Regions from separate parts of the Mus musculus genome. Here region 1 is linked to region 2. Evidence: chromatin loops called from intact Hi-C (ENCODE). Cell type or tissue: left cerebral cortex. All regions are shown on one strand. Each heading gives the region's core, and the rest is flanking DNA. Links, peaks and the distances in the headings are about the cores only. Region 1 overlaps Pcsk6 (proprotein convertase subtilisin/kexin type 6). Region 2 has its middle 42 kb from the start of Gm33234.

Region 1 (8,333 bases), core at 164-8,163, 310 kb after region 2:
CCAAGGCCGTAGAGACCATCTGCTCTTTCTGCAAATGTTCCACCAATGGTGCCCCATTTAACCTTTATCGCAACTTATGAAGTCATTGGTGTTACACACGGTTTTCATGCAGGGGAGATCAATGAATGTCCCAGAAGGCTCCATGTGACTGCCTTGGTGACATTGCCTGCATCCTGCCCTTTCACATCAGAGTCTGGGGGACAGGAAGGGAAAGCAAGACCTTCCAACTTGTCACATCGTACTTGCTGCTCCTTTAAACCTGTTAGCTAGACAGAGCAAGATTAGGAGCAAAGGGTCCAGGATCCACGGCTCCAGGAAGATATCCCCCCAGAAGGGAATATAGCTGAGAGAAAGGAGACATTTTACTAGAGGCCATGGCTGGGGGCTGAGAGGAGCCGGCTTTAATATCCTGGGCTCCTCTAGCACTGGTGTGGGCCCTCAAACCCTGGGCTGCTAGCATAAGGTACAAAGGATAGAAGACTGTGGATCCAACTCCCTGAAACCTATTTCCCAGAGGACCTATCTCTGTGTCCTGTGGGGAAGAGCAAAGTCGGGTGCGGATGCAGGGGAGGAAGAGCCTCTCAGGCAGCAGTCACTCTGCAGGAATGATGGCTGCAGTAATATGCTTTCACGGAGGAGCACAAACAAAGCAGGGAAACATGGCCAGCCATAATCCACAGAAAGCTTCCTTTTATTGCCCAATATCCTCCTCAGCTGTGACTTCAAATCATTGCTGTCACGTCACAGCTGTGAGAGAACAGCCTAGCCGCCGCCTCCCGGCCATCCATCTCTTTAGGGGGATAAACACTGGAGGGGTTCACAGGGAAGTTATTACAAACATGATTTAACTGTCCTGCATGATGGCCCTGGCATCACTGTGAGGAAAAGGCCCAGGCGAGCATCTGCCATCTGTGGTGAGGAGCTCGCAACCCTGTGGGCACCACCCCACTAGATGGAGGTGCAACACGTGGGAGTGGGGGTGGGGGTTTCCTACTCTATTTATGTAGTACAGAACACTTATGTTCTGGACATCAAAACATGAATGGGTGGATGATAGCCACTGGCTACCCCACAAACCTTACTTAATTCTCACACCTATCCACCCACACCTGGCACCAGAGCCCACAAGTTGAGAACTCAGTGCTCGATGCCGATCCTGCTTCTGAGGCTAGACCCAGACCCCAGGGTGAACCATCCTGGCTTCCAGCTGGCTGTCGGAGTTCCCTCGGCCTCTCCTTGGGTCTGATTGCTTTGCTACTACACCTGCTCCCAGAACCGGGTGGCGTTTCCTTACTTTAGCCATGTATTCCACAGGTGTTAAAAAGGAGGCAGATGAAGTGGTATTACACATAGAGCAACACTGGCAGGGTCAAGGACCTCCCATTCCTGTGGAGTTGGGTGCAACACCCTCCCAGCAGGTGAATGGATGTGTTCTTTGTGTTCAAAATGGTCCTTGAACTCATGGCAGTACCCCTGACTCAGCCTCCTGAGTTAAGTATATGTTCTTGTTTATCAACTTGGAAACTCCAAATCATGTTTCTTGGAGTTGCCATGGAGACTCCATTATGGAGTTAATGTTAATGTTATTGGCCATTGGTGACTAATTGCACCTTCAGTTTCTTTCACCTCCTCTGAGGTTGGGGTGGTGAGACTGGAAGTTCCTACTCTGATCAATGGTTTGTCTACCTGGCAACCAGTTTCCCCCACCATGAAGCCACAGAAGAGCCCCCAGCACCAGTTATCTCACTAGCATGCAAAATGACACTTATTGATTCTAAAGAGTTTTGGAGTTGTGTGCCAGGATGAGACTAAATATATATTTCTAATTATAAATCACATCACAGCAGGACATGCTGGAGCTGACAGGTGCACTCTAGAGCCTCGGCTCAATCTGTTTATCGGCAACCCCATTTACAACTGTGTATCGTACACAGTGCAATCCCAGGAACCAAAGACAGCATAGTAGGTGACACTTCTTTACACTGCCGTGTGCCAGACACTGACAGTTATATGTATTTGTTCAGTGAATCTGCCAAGCAGCTTTATGCCATAGGAACCAACTCCTAGGAGGAAATGGGCCTTGCTGGCTCGCCTGGGGTAGCTGGTGGTGGAGCCAGGTCCTGTATCAGTGGTCTGTGTCCATGATGCTTTGCCGGGCTGCCTAGCTAATGAACAGGTATACAGGCACTGATAGGGTAAGAAAGGAAGGCAGAAGCCAGATGTGGCAGGCTGCCAGATGCCAGAGGCTCTTGTTTCAAGTTCATGTAAAACAGGAGAGTAAGGAAGAAACCAGAGCAGATCCAGAACTAAAGGTCAACACACACACACACACACACACACACACACATCCTCTGGGGACTCAAACCAGTAAGCTGGAACTAGCTTGCCGCAGTGGCAACTGCTCAGTGCTCCAGATTTCCAGGGAAATGGGAGATTTCTGATTCAGGTCTCAGAAAAAGCTACAGAGATAATTTCTGACTCAGGTCTCAGGAAAAGCTACAGAGATAAGCCATCCTAGCACAGGAGAAAGCTGGAAGCTCTGACCTCTTGCAGCAGGCTGGAGGCCTCAGAACCTCCAGCTGGCTTCAGGATGGCTTTGCCAGCTTTCATTAGCTGGGAACTATCGGTGACACAAGGCGCTGCGCTCTGATGACTTTCATTTCCTCCTGTGAAAAGCGTTTGAGGACAGATTCTAATTTAATTAGAATTTCGGGACAGACATGGAAACTGGCCTACTTTTCTTCTTACCAGCCTGGCACGGGGCAGCTGCATTCCGGACTGTGAACCGGGTACCTACTTCGATTCAGAGCTCGTCAAATGTGGGGAATGCCATCACACCTGCCGGACCTGTGTGGGTAAGCTGCCAAGGCTTTGGTCTCATTGGACATTTGTATGCTTGCTCCCGGAGGTGAACAGGCCAGCTACCTTGAAATTCAGGAAGTTCTGTAACTTTGTGGGTTCCTGGATTTATTACAGAGTAAAATTTAAAGGCAAGGGGCTTAAAGTGTAATTCACGGGTAGAGCATTTGCCTCCTGTGTAGGACCTCTGGGGGAAATAAGACTGTAAAACCACAAAGGTCCTCCTAGACTCCCAAGGCTGGAGTGGGAGAATGCGGAGCTGCTGTTTAATGAGCACAGAAGTGCAAGTTAGGGGAAATGAGACAGAGGGTAGTAATGACTGCCCACTGGTGTGAACTCAGTAATGCCACCCGACTACACACTTGAAGATGTTTGATCCGGTACAGTTTGCTATGTATCAGATACCAACAGTTTTTTAAATTAAAAACAAAACCACAATCCAAACCGCAGAGAGAGACCCACTCTGAGCAAGTGGCCCTGGATTTCCCAGCTTTAAACCCATAGCCGTCCTTTGGTTCCGAATGCAGAGCAAAAGCCACGAGCGCTTCTACACAAGAGAGAGGAGGTTCAGCAGCTCGTAAGCTGGCTGGCTTTAAAACTCTAGTCTTGCTGCAGAATTAACTAAAACGCAGCACCATAAAGACTGAGAGGCCTCTGAGAGGTGTGGGGCCTGAGCCGGGCGCCAGCGCCGAGTGATAAAGCAGAACTTCAGTTCTCTGTAACCCTCTCCACTTATTCTGAACGTTTTAGTCAGAGAGGGAAAGACTGCCATAAACAATTTTACATGCATTATCGTTTCCCATCGAGATTATAGCACCGATGTCTCCGGGCACAGGTTTTATGCAGAGTGTAGCGGGGATTTCATTCATTTTATTGGGTTTCATTTTGCAGTCCTCCGCATGCGTGGTGAGTTATGTGCTCAGATCCGTTCCAGGTGAAGCATTCTCCTCCGTTTTCTTCCCGCCCCCAGCACTTTGGTGCCTTCTAAGAAACTCACGTTAGATGGAGTTTTTGCTGCAGTGACAATATAAGAATTAGGTCTCAGCTAAATCTCGTTTGCCACAAAACCATTTATTAAAAAGGCCAGAAGGCGGGTACCGTCGTCTTCCGTGTGGTCCCGTGGGGGCCTCATACTGCTATCAGCTGTACTATCCAAGTGGACGTGCCAGAGATCCCAGCATCCACAAGCCACGGGTGGTGCTGACCCTAGCCCACTGTGCATGCCTCCCTCCACCCCATCCTCAGACAACCCCAGAAGGATCTAGGCTTAACCTTAGCAAGAGGCTTTTCCATGGGTAGACGCCAGCTTTCCTCAGAGAGTTGCCCTTGCTGGTTTTTATGTCTGGATTTTAGTCCTGGTTTAAGAAGTGTCTCCAGTGCTACCTGTTTAAATGTCAGAGTCACTTGAATCCATAGCACTGAGGGCTATGGTCCTTTAACTCTTTTGACTTCAATAATTCAATTCGCCTGTCTTTCTCGAGGTCCCCAGACTGCCTAGCAGGCAGTGGCATTGGATCACTCATAAGTTTTCTTATCTCAGTCCCGCGTCTCCTCCCTCCCTTGAAGCATTTCTTTCAATATCAGGCAGCTGCAGAGCTCTTAGAGGAGAGGAATTCTCCATGTCTCCCCATGGGGGCTCTTTTTAACTTGTCTAAAACACACTTAACTCGAGGCAGTGATGGGTCCCAGAGCCTTCTCCTCCCCACTCACAGTCATCGGGAGCTCCTTGCTCCATGTCACGTGTTATCTCCCTTGAAGCACCTGTGCCTGATGCCATCTTTAGTTCAGCATGGTGGCTAGCCTGCTGTGGTCCAAGTACCCTGGGACTGAGGCTCTCCTGACTACCTCCAGGGCTGGTGCCCAGAGCATCCTGGCATTGAGGTTGTGAATTTTGGCTCGGTGTTGATGGGCTGACCCATGGGAGAGGGAAGTGCTGCTTTGCACCTATCCACCCAGGGCAAGTGGCAGCCAGTGGACATGTGTACATGCTCGCTAGATCATGGGGCAGTTCCCTAGGCCCTTGGGAGGGTTGACCCTGGCCTGTGCCTGGGAAAACCCAACAAGAAACAGCAAGAGAAAGAAATACCACAACAGTTCCAGAGAGGTTTCCAAAGAAACCTTAGCGCTTCTCACAGCATGGTTTTCTTGCCTCTACACAAAGGTCTGTATCTCTATTTGTACTAGACATAGCATGGTGGCTTAGCATAAGCATAGCCCATTGTGCCGTTTTCATTAGCACTGTGGGGGCTCTTACTGCTGGTGCCCACAGGCCTCTAGAGACCGAATGGAATCCTTGAGAGGTTTTGAGTATGACATTCATTAGTAGTTATGAGAGTAGTTTCATAGCAAATGTGCTCACCAGCATGTTTTGTTGTTAAGATATATGTAACGTAAAGTTTACAATCTCAACCACTCAAAAAAATCTAGTTGACACATCGGTACTGATTTTTGAGGTTCCATGATCTCTTTCAGTGCCTGCATTCAATGTGTGATGGCTAAGTCAAGGTCATGAGTGTTTCCATCTCCCCAAATATTTATTTCTATGTGTTGGGAACCCTCAAGGTCTTCCCTTCTAACTATTCGGAAACATGACTGCATATTGGATACTGTGGTTGTCCTATTCTTGCTATAGTTGGCATTGGTGTCTTTCATTAGCAACATACTTGGCAAAAGCAACTTTTTGATGGATTTGTGTTGGCTCGTGGTTTGTGGATGCCCTCCGTTGTGATAGGGAAGGCACGATAGCATGAAAGGCTCTAGCAGTAGTAGAAAGAGTATGCACCAGCTGGCCACGCTGCATGCCCAGCTAGGAAAGAGAGATGCATGCTGGGGCTTAGCTGGCCTCCTGCTTCCCCCCTTTTTATTCAGTCCAGTGCCTCAATGCATGGGGTGGTGCCACCCACATCGAGGGCAGTTAGACTTCACTGGAAATGTCCTCATAGACAAGCCAGAGGTGTGTCTCCAGGTGGTTCTAAATACACTCAAGCTGACAGTCAGGACATCACAGGCACATCAGGAGAACTTGCCCTCTGGGACTGTTCAGATGCGATTGTTCACACCCTTGCTGTGCCTGCCATCCCAGCATGGCCATTTTCAGATGCACAGATCAGTGGCTTTAAGCATATTCACATGGGCTTGTCATGGCCATGACCATGGCCATCATTCACCTCCAGAGTTCTAGCATTTTTCCAACTGATCCTGCAGCCAACACCGTTTTCTAATTTCTTATTTTCTGGTGCTAGGGACTAAACCCAGTGCCTCAAAGCCGGGCGGTGTGGAGCACAACTTTGATCCCAGCACTTGGGAGGCAGAGGCAGGTGCATCTCTGAGTTCAAAGCCAGAAGTTGGTCTGAAGAGTGAGTTCCAGGACAGCCAGGGGTAGACACACACACAACTTGTCTCAAACAAACAAACTAATTAGAGAATCCCAGTTTGAGGGGTAGGTTGGCCACACAACTACACCATAAGATATTCTTGTCAATTACAGAAGCCTCAAAACAGAGCCCTGGGGCTCACTAGCCAGTCAGTCTATCCTAATAGTGAGCTCCAAGCCAAAAGGAGTTCTTATCTCAAAAGTGATAGGCAGTTTTCCTGACAGTTTATCTGGTGTTGCCTTCCAAGCTACACACACACACACACACACACACACACACACATACACACACACAGGTACATATGCCTTCATGCACAAGAAAAAAGTGAGAACCATGTGGAGATAATTTGGGTACTTAGGGTTTCTATTGCTGTGAAGAGACACCACAGCAATTCTTATAAAGGACAACATTGAATTGGAGCTGGCTTACAGTCCAGAGTCATCATGGTGGGAAACATGGTAGCATGTAGGGAGACATGGTGCTGGAGAGGTAGCTGAGAGCTCTACACCTGTACCTGTAGGTAGCAGGGAAAGACAGTATGCCACTAGGCCTGTTCCTTGGTGACATACTTCCTCCACCACAGCCACATCTACTACAACAAAGCGATTCCTCAGTAATACCACCCTCTATGAGTCTATAGGGGCTGTTTTCATTCAGACAGCACAGGGACCACGCCCAGTTTAGCCCAGTGAATCTCAGACCCCATCACATCAGCATTCATATGTTTGTGTTCTACCCTCACAGCACAACTCAGCCTGGCCACTGAGTGGCTACTGAATGATTTTATCCTAAAACTGATGGTAAAGGAAATGCATGCAATTGAAGTCAGTCACCAAGGCCCTAGCAGTGCTTCCCACTGGGCTAAGCTTAGGCCTCTGATGTTCCCATCTGTGAAGTGGGGAGGGTGAACTACCCCCAGAAGTCACATACCCAGCCCTCACTGAGCTCCTAGGAAGCTGTGTGGGCAGCCTAGGGACATCAAAGTGTTCCCACAGATATTCTAGAACACCAGACATGTTCATGACATCTGCTTCTTCTCCTGCACCTGTCAGGGCCCAGCAGAGAAGAGTGTATTCACTGTGCAAAAAGCTTCCACTTCCAAGACTGGAAATGTGTGCCGGCCTGCGGTGAGGGCTTCTACCCGGAGGAGATGCCTGGCTTACCCCACAAAGTGTGTCGAAGGTATGGTCTTCTGGGCTGTAGCCCAGGCTGATGCAGAATGGTGGTTATCTGGGCACTGTAGAAAGAGCAGCTGGAGGGCCAGGTGTGGTGGCGGTGCCCCCGGAGCCTAGGGGATTGACAGGCCTTGTCGACTGCTGCTGTAGGGGCAGAGGGCAGACAGGAAACCATTTACTGAGGAAGGGATGTCTATAGTTAGTGATCGCCAAAGTCACAAGCCAGCTGGCAGCCTTCAAGCCTCTCTTAATGTCTAATTATTTGTGAAGCACTTTCCATATGCAGGCCCTGGGTAGCAGTGGGCTAGGACAGGAAACAGAATTCACAAGGTGCTGCCACACAGCCCTCCCACCCCAGCAGCAGATGGTACAGGGCACTGGGCCTCAAGCCATGGTGCTGTATGCTTTCACATTATAGGTGGCCAACGAAACCACATTTATGGGAGTTAACGCTTTTTCTAAGTTACATATTTTAGATAAAATGGTCATGTCCTCATTGCAAACCCAGTCCTGGCATAGACAGTGTGCATGTGTTTTAACCCTCTGTTCTCTGTCTATTCCTCCCATGAGCACATACACTTGGCAAGTGTCCCTGGACCCAAGGGTGCTCCCTTGTACTGTGGGACATGGACTGTTCCAGGAGCAGGCATGCTTTCTTCTATGCCTGGCTGGCTGTGCCTTGTACTAACTCAGGACATCACAAACAGGCCAGGAACAGGAAAGGCAGCCTGTGGTATGAGCAAGAGGAAGGCATTTGAAGGTGACAGTGCTGATGCTGTGGAGGTATGGTGCTGATGCTGTGGAAGCATAGTGCTGATGCTGTGGAGGTGTGGTCCTTGAGGGAAGTGGAAGAAGGGGATTGCTATCTGCAAAAGACTCAAAGCAAAGCCACCCTGAGAAACTTGTGTCTGAACAGAGGTGGGAA
Region 2 (8,333 bases), core at 145-8,144:
TTCTGACCCGGATCTTGACATGGGATAATGCACGCTTTTGATCCAGATCTTGAGGCATAGTGGCCATGAAAAGCTTAGAACCAGGCAAGGTAGTACACACCCTCAATCTCAGGAGACAGAGGCAAGCAGATCAGAGTTCAAGGCCAGCCTGGGACAGAGCAAATTCCAAGTCCAGACATGGTGATACACACCTTGGGCCATACTTTCTGTTAGAGGCCTACATAAGAGCAATGGAAGAAGGAAGACTCACTTTTTTTTACCTGCTTGCTCTTGATGGCCAGCACATCTGTTGGAACCTGCTTCTTCAGGATTCCAGCTTATTCAGAAGACCAGCGGAAACGCCTAACCTTGTGGGACTGAGTGACTACTAGACTCTTGGACTTCTCAGTCACAGCTCCTCATTGTTGGGTCAGTTGGACTTCCCGAGGCTACACAGTCGGTAGCTCAGGACTTAGTGCAAAGGCTTCTACCTCCCCAAGTCCAGTCACTTCTCAATAGTAAGCAGTTTGTATTTAAGCCTTTTATCACTGGAGAGCATTCAGTGACAGAGAGCCACAAACCACAGTCAAGCCATAGCAGGTCCTCAGCTATGTCCCGGTCAGTGTGGTGGCCGCTGCAGGATCATGGGCCTCGTCACAGGCTGTTGTGCACCAGAATCACTTGCTGGGGCTCACATCAGGAGTGTAATTGATCCCAGCCCATTCCCACCAGTTCACTGGGAAGTCACTCTTTTTAATGAGTGTGTGGGTTTCTTTTTTTTTTCCAATTATTTATTTATTTATTTGTTTGTTTTTTTGAGACAGGGTTTCTCTGTATAGCCCTGGCTGTCCTGGAACTCACTCTGTAGACCAGGCTGGCCTCGAACTCAGAAATCTGCCTGCCTCTGCCTCCAGAGTGCTGGGATTAAAGGCGTGTGCCACCACTGCCCGGCTTCCAATTTTTTATTATGTATTTACTTCATTTACATTTCAAATGCTATCCCAAAAGTCCCCTATACCCTCTCCCCCCTCCCACTCCGCTCCCCTACCCACCCACTCCCACTTCTTGGCCCTGGCGTTCCCCTGTACTGAGGCATATAAAGTTTGCAAGACCAAGGGGCCTCTCTTCCCAGTGATGGCCGACTGGGCCTTCTTCTGCTACATATGCTGGGATACAGAAAATGTGTGTAGGCTTCTGTTGTTTCCTGATTCTCTCTCCTGCATCTCTGCCTGCCTGGAAGTCTCACCTGTACTTCCTGTTCCAGCTGCCACCTCTTTATTGTGCAAAAAGCCACGTTCTCATTGGGACCAATCAGCAGGAAGACAACCCTGATACATCTCTGGGTTGCCCTTTGGTGTTAAGGGCTGTGTGTGACCTTCACGAGGGCAGCTTGCTTTTTAATATAATCTCAGAGAATCGTCTGAGATTGGGCAGACGAGGGAGAACAAGCATTTACATATGGAAGTCTTGTAATGGGCTATTGAGAGGACAGTACCAAACCTGCTGCCAGCACTTAGCTCTGCCTGCACAGCAACCAACAATTGAAAATACAGGGACATAGCTTCATAGGATGTGGGGGTGTGGGTCGTCCTAACAGCATGTGATTTCGGTCATGCTATGCTTACTCACTTGGACATGGGTATGGCAGACTGGAGGTATGACAGGCTAGAGAGCAGAGCTCCCCATCTCACTTGCTGATAACTAGTACCATGCTAATAGCATCAGTCTGGGCTCCTCGGTACAGCCTTTGTCTACTGCCTGGCTTCGTGGGTTCCACTCCAGTCCCACCCAGTAAAATGTTCTTCACTATTTGGTCTTAATCAGGACGGTCAAGGTCAGTCTGTACTTGAGGTAGCCAGAGTGAACTGCTTAAAGAAACACTAATGACAATAAACTTCAGTAATGACTCATGGGATGTGCTGAGGGGTAGCAGATGAAGTCCTACCCCAAAGTAAGAAGAGTGGAAAGCTATTTAGCATGTGTGTTATCCCATACGTAAGACTTCACCTCAGCCTCTTCTTGCAGCCATGGTTAAACACACACAACCTCACCAGTCCTGACTCTATTAAACAACTGGGAAGAGCTTAGAAGGAAGGCGGTGCCCTGGGAATTGAGGAAGGTCCTGTGCTGGGAGCCGGGTAGAGACTGGGTGCTGTACTAGACAGAGGTAGCTAGAGGGACAGGTTGTCAGGAGCAGAGTGTCTGTTGTGATTGATCTGAGTGCTCTAGATCGGGGTCCCTGTAGCAGGCACCCAGACATGGGGATTCCTGGGATCCTGCAGGGGTGCCCAAGACTAGGTCAGTGCCCTTGCCCCCCACCTGCTGCAGGATCATGATGCCCCAAGCACTGCTGTGAGACTCTAGCCTATGGATGAATGGCAGTGGACGGTGCCTCACTGCCACATGCTCTGTTGGTTGTTCACAGGCTCTATACTAGAGTTCCAATGTCTCTTTGAAGTCTTTCTCCTCCCTGGTGACCAGGGCTGCCCTTCTAGAGCTACTGGATGGAGCCAGAGCCTTGCTCCAATACTTTGATGGCTCCTTTGTGTGGGAGTGACAGGTTTAGTCAGTGCTGTACCCTTCTGTCCAGTGCCCTTGTGCTTGACTATTCAGCCAGCAGACTCCTGCCATGCAGAGCAGCCCAGGTGTATCTGCCCCAATGGATGTGCTAAGCAAGAGCTCTGCAGGGATGAGGCAGGTTGGCTTCTCTTTAAAGCCAGCACAGGATGGTGGGGATGCTCATGCAAGCAGAAGGACCTAACTCAGATCCCCTGAAAGCACATAGAGCAGGATGCTGTGGTGCACACCTGTAATCCTGGCACTTCTTCAGTGAGATGTGGGATGGAGACCGGAGAATTCCAAGAGACTTACAGGCCAAGCTAGCTTATTCTCAGTGGCAAATGAATAGAGGGACTCTGCATCAGACAGTGTAAACAACGGAGGTTGTCCTCTGACTTCCATTTGCATGCCTTGGTCCACATGCATGCCTATAGTCACACACATGAACAGGCACTCACATACAAGCAAGCAACACACACACTCATACAGAGAGAGAGAGAGAGAGAGAGAGAGAGAGAGAGAGAGTCATCACCAGCACTTAGCATACCTGTCAAGGTTCTCTACTTATTGGCCAGTGGAGAAAGGTGGAAAGAGTTAGAAACTGCTGGATAAACATATGTACCCATATGAACACGCAAGCACACATGTATGCACACTCAAACACACACACACACACACACACACACACATTATGCACACACACTCATAAAGCCAGGACTTGCTCTGGACACACTTCACACTTGTCTGGACCGATTCTCAACCTACTTATTGGCCACTGGGGAAATCTTGAAGGAGTCCGAAACTTCTTGGGTAGAGATGTGTGTAGCACTGACATCCACAGGGAGGCTCCACTAGACCTGGGAAACATGCTTAGCCCCAGCCTAGCACATGGACATGTCCTATGGGATTTAGACACCTGAGAACCCTAGGGACCATATTGAGACCAGTACTTGTGTTCAACTTTAAAAAGTCAGAGTAAAGTTCCAGGCAGGACCAGATGGGAGCTTGGAGACTTGGTCAGACAGATAGGGCCCTGCCCACTTCCATTTCCTTCCTCCCTTTCTCCCTCTCTTCTCCTCCCCCACTTCCTCCCTCTGCCCTCCTTATCAAATGCATCTCAAGCATCTACATCACGCAGGCCAATGTGCTGGGCACTCTGAATACAAAAACAAGCAAAGAGAAGGCTTGGGATGTAGCTCAATGGTAGAGTGCCAGCCTAGCACGTGGGAGGCTTTGGGCTGAGTCTTCAGAGAAGCTCTAGCATAGGAGAAAGTGCTGCAGTTTGCTTTTACTGTCAATTTGACATGGCCGGGGGTCACCTGAAAAGAAAGTGGCCACTGAGGGATTACCTAGATCAATTAGGCTAGTGGGCATCTCTCTCTCTCTCTCTCTCTCTCTCTCTCTCTCTCTCTCTCTCTCTCTCTCTGCGTGTGTGTGTGTGTGTGTGTGTGTGTGTGTGTATTCATGTTCATGCCCTCTGTGGGTAGTACCATTCCCTAGGCAATGTTTCTGGGATGTATAAGAAAGCTAGCTAAGCATGTATAAGCTAGCTAGCAAACAACTTTCCTCCATGGTTTCTGCTTCAAGTTCCTGACCTGATTCTCTCAGTGATGGACAGTAAACCCATGAACAGAGATAAATCTTTTCCTCACCCAAGTTGCTTTTGGCCCAAATGTTTTTTGTGCTTTTCTTTTGTTTTGTTTTGCTTTGTTTTAATTTTTATTACATCAGCAGAATGGAACAAGAATAGTTTCAAAGCACGGAAGAGCTGTTACTAAACTTAGAACTAAGACAGGGGTGGGATGAGAGTTGAGTCCTGCAAAGACCAGTCTGGCCACACTGATTGGAGAGTGAAGATGGGTACCATTCAGGGTGGTGATGGTGATGCTGAGCCACAGTGGACCCAAGTAATACTAGGGAATGAAACATGAGAATGTTAGGTGAAGGATGGCCATGGGGGAAAACGATGGTCCCAGAAGTACTCAGGGCTCTGGCTGGGCACCAGGAAGATGATGGACGCATCGTAGGCAGTCTGAGGAAGATGTCAAAGGGTGACAGTATCTCTGGGTTCTGGAGCCCAGGGGCAGTCAGACCAAAGGAACAAGACAAGAGTCCTTGACATCTCTCATGGTACTTAAAACCACAGGCATGAGTAATATCACAGCAGGAAGAGAATAGCAAGGGAAAGAGCAGAGGCCTCTTTACTCTCTGCCACCAGGAGCCTGAAAACCAGGGACACTCACCTCCTGGTCTGGATGAAAGTGATATGCCCAGGCACCTCTCTGGAATCCTTGTCTGGAAGGAATGTTCTGTGAAGGCCATACCTGGTGCTTGGTTTAGGTGTCTGTCTATTTGAGCCTTGTTAAGCCCTGTACATTAATGGCTCGTTCTCTCTCTCTCTCTCTCTCCCTCCCTCCCTCCCTCCCTCCCACCCCCCTGCACCCAAATATTGTGATCATGGATTCAAGCAATCATAGATTGAAAATACATGTGAGTGTACAGGTGCTTGGTTTGGTTTGGAGACGTGGTCTCTCTATTATGAGCTCTGGCTGTCCTGAACTCACAGAAGTCCACCTGTCCCTGCCTCCCAAGTGCTGAGATTAAAGGCATGTGCCACCACTGCCTGGTCTTGTACAGATGTTTTTTTCTTCATTATTCTCTAAATATACAGCCTTGGAAGAACCAGCTCTTCAGATGGCATTCACTCTGTGTATTGGTCCGTGCAAAGGTTACATGTAAACACTACAATTGTTTTACGTGCCACACTTGAACACTGCAAGGATTGGGATCCTAGAACCAGTCTCAGAAGGTACTGAGGGACAACAGTCAGTGTATGCATACACAATGTACATTGACACACGTACATGTGTGAATGTCTGTAACTGTGGGCGGGTAACTATATGCTCACGTGTACACCTGCACATTCCTGCAGGTCTGTATATCAGAGTGTGTTGGTGTTTTTCTATCCATCGTTTCTGGTGGCTGGAACCTTGCTTTTAACCTGTCATCCACCTTTCACTAACAAGACCAAGAAGAAAAGGCACATTGGCTAACATGTCTGTGAATTGGTGGCTTGGCCACACTTGGGATAAGGGAAAAGGTGAGACGAGGAAGGACTGACTAGACAGGAGTCTTCCTGGACAGCAAGATCCCACAATCTGGCCATTCCTGCAGGTCCGCTAAGCCAGACTTGCTGTTTGATATTCTGGATGAAGCCAGGAGACAGGCAGCAGGCAGGGTGGGGAGGGCAGGTCCAGTGCTGGCATCTCCATCTGGGGTTGGGGTCGTCTCTTCTGAGAACATCCCCTTTGGATTTACCAGAGGAAAATCTTGATCCTTTGAGGACCCGCACCACAATGTGGTGTTTGCTAAGGCCTGGACTACTGGACCCAGGATGGGCCCCAGCTCCAGGCTGGAGGGAGCAGGAGAGCACGGTCCTAGGTGGAAGATGGGAATCCCCTTGGCAGCGAGTCAGGGGTGAGGGTGGGGGCACTGGCCATAACTTTCTAGGGTCTCTGTCCATATCTCTCTGAGTTAGCCTCACATGTATGCTCGGGGATCACTTTCATGGACCATCTTCCTAGTGTCTTGCCGAGGAAGAACCAGGCTAAGGCTACCTTCACACTGACCACACCCAAGCTGCAGCCTGGATGATGCTTGTGAGTCTTGGTGCAGCTTCATTCCCTGGACAGCACAGGCCCCAGGCAGGCAGCAGACTGGGAACCTCGACCCAGGCTTCCCCACTCTGTTTCCAGCCAGCTGGCCCCTTGGTGGCACTGATCACTCCCTCGCAGAGGATACCTTAGAAAATTTCAGGAGTGGGCACAGGGAATATTTTTATCTCTATTTGGGAATAGCTCCTCTGGGGTTAATGTTAGAGGCTCTTTGATCCCTGGGAAACATGCAAGAGAAAGGTCAGGTGGCTTGCCTGGGTTTTGTTTTCTGTAGGGGGAAGGCTGGGCTATCTGATAGCATTCTGTGATCTGGACCCGCTGCTGGTTCCCAGGGAGTATGCCGCTGGCTCCAGCACGGCTGCTTCAGTTAGAGGGCCCTGTCCTTGCTTCCATGACCTTGTTCCACCCTCATTGGAACCATGATTCATTGGGCATGTGTGGGCGGTGGATGATTGGCTCTGAGTCCCTTGGCTAGCGAGTAGTGAGGTGAGTTTTGAAGCTTGCACACCTAGGTATGGTTGCCTGATCCCAGTCACCTCAGCCATACTTGGGAACAGTGTCTACCAAGACACTCGTTGCTCTAAGAAGCATGGGGCCTGGTAACTGACGCTGCTGTCCAGAAGTGCACGTGTTACCAGGCACGATGGAGGGCAGATAAGGTCACAGTGGAAGACAGGAGCGACAAATGTGGTCAGTGAAGGCTCCTCCTGACCCAGGTTCACCCCAGCAGGCCATCAAAAGACCGCCTTTGCTCCCTGAAGAGGCCAGCCCTGACAGAAAGTGTACTCAGCACCTTTGGCATGTTGCCCAAGGCCTCTGTCCCAGGGCTGGCCAGCAGCTGGTTTGTAGTACTCAAGAAAAGCCAACTTTTAAGTGATCTGGAATTTTTGCGAACCAGTTGTTAAACACAGGCATGTTAACCATTAATTATTTGAACTTGCAATTAAGTATGCTATATGAGAACCAACACTTCCTAATTAATTTTACCAAATTATTTATGCTTAGGGCTTGTATCTGTGTGTTATATCAATAGAAACTGTAGATAATGGTAGCCACAAGACATCTCTCTCTTCCTAAATCCATGTTCTGTGATGTGTTGACAGCTGGAAATTGGAAGTAGAAGGGATATTGGCCAACATTACAAGTGAGGGCTTAGATGTTGTTTTGTTGATTTTTCTAGACTGTGATAAGAAAATAACGCAGATTTAATTTAAAAGTTCATCATGGAATCATACAAAGTAGGCTAAATCTGACCAGGAGACAAACATCACTCAGGGGAACTTAATATAGAATTATTAACCACAATAAAAGTACAATCTATTGGGGAGACTTAGGAGAGCTACCCACGTATGTAAAATGCTGTCATGGATACAGACTTCATTGGACAGAGTGATAGCCAGCTACAGAATGGTCCAGAAGGGATCCACATAGCTGAGACCAAAGTGGGCAGCCTGGGAGTAGGTGATTAGCAATTGAAGTTCTGGGTCTGCAGATGCTGAAGGGGAAGCTTGCAAAGGTGCCTGCAACTGGTGGGACCTGAGGCACCAGGCAGGCTTCCTGGTAGGCTGGGACCAGGGTCTGAGCAGAGAGGGATGAATACAGTACTTACCAAGTACAAGCAAGGTTGTGGATGGATGGTGTTCTCAGCCTGATGGCCCAGCAGATTCCACCAGATGTCCTCACATCTGCATAACTGACTCTTCCCTCAGCCACCCAGAAACAACGGGAAGCCTCATCCACAAACCATCATGAACTCATGGCTTAGAGTAACACACAGAGATTCCTCTTGAAGCTTGGGTGTCAGAAATGTCAAAGCACTTTGGCTCCAGCTGTCAAGGTTTTAGGAGGGTCACTCTCTCGGGCTATAGGAGGGAAACCACTTACCTACCTCCCTCTCTCCAAGGCTGTTTAGAGCCGAATTTCTCCTAGCTCTATTTTTCATTGTCAAAAGTTGCAGCTTTGAGTGGCCAAGATGGCCGAGTAGGTAAAGACACTTGTTTGATAAGCCTGAGAACATGAGTTCCATGCCTGGGACACACATGAGAGAGGATGGGAATTGAGTTTCAAAAGCTGCCCTCTCACCTCCACATTCATACTATGGTATATAGTGTGTATGTGTGT

The links. Hi-C counts contacts between places; a loop is a spot of excess contacts. Peaks named below come from ENCODE experiments on the same cell type or tissue, not always from the same donor. Only the 100,000 strongest peaks of a DNase experiment are listed, where the experiment ranks them.
Region 1: a loop joins it to region 2, with 2.2 times the contacts of the local background. A loop is called at or near these places in 4 of 42 quality-filtered maps.

What each region holds. Positions count from the first base shown.
Region 1 is chr7:66,036,230-66,044,562 of GRCm38, forward strand. It overlaps Pcsk6 (proprotein convertase subtilisin/kexin type 6), which reads left to right. Exons shown (of 22, transcript NM_011048.1): 19 at 2,752-2,855; 20 at 7,286-7,415. Among named protein-coding and RNA genes, the nearest start is that of Snrpa1, 20 kb to the right of the region's middle. In left cerebral cortex, for the core only: no CTCF peak of the experiment used is centred there; a DNase peak (open chromatin) is centred at 3,730.
Region 2 is chr7:65,730,838-65,739,170 of GRCm38, forward strand. No RefSeq gene overlaps it. Among named protein-coding and RNA genes, the nearest start is that of Gm33234, 42 kb to the left of the region's middle. In left cerebral cortex, for the core only: a CTCF peak has its summit at 3,375; a DNase peak (open chromatin) is centred at 3,386.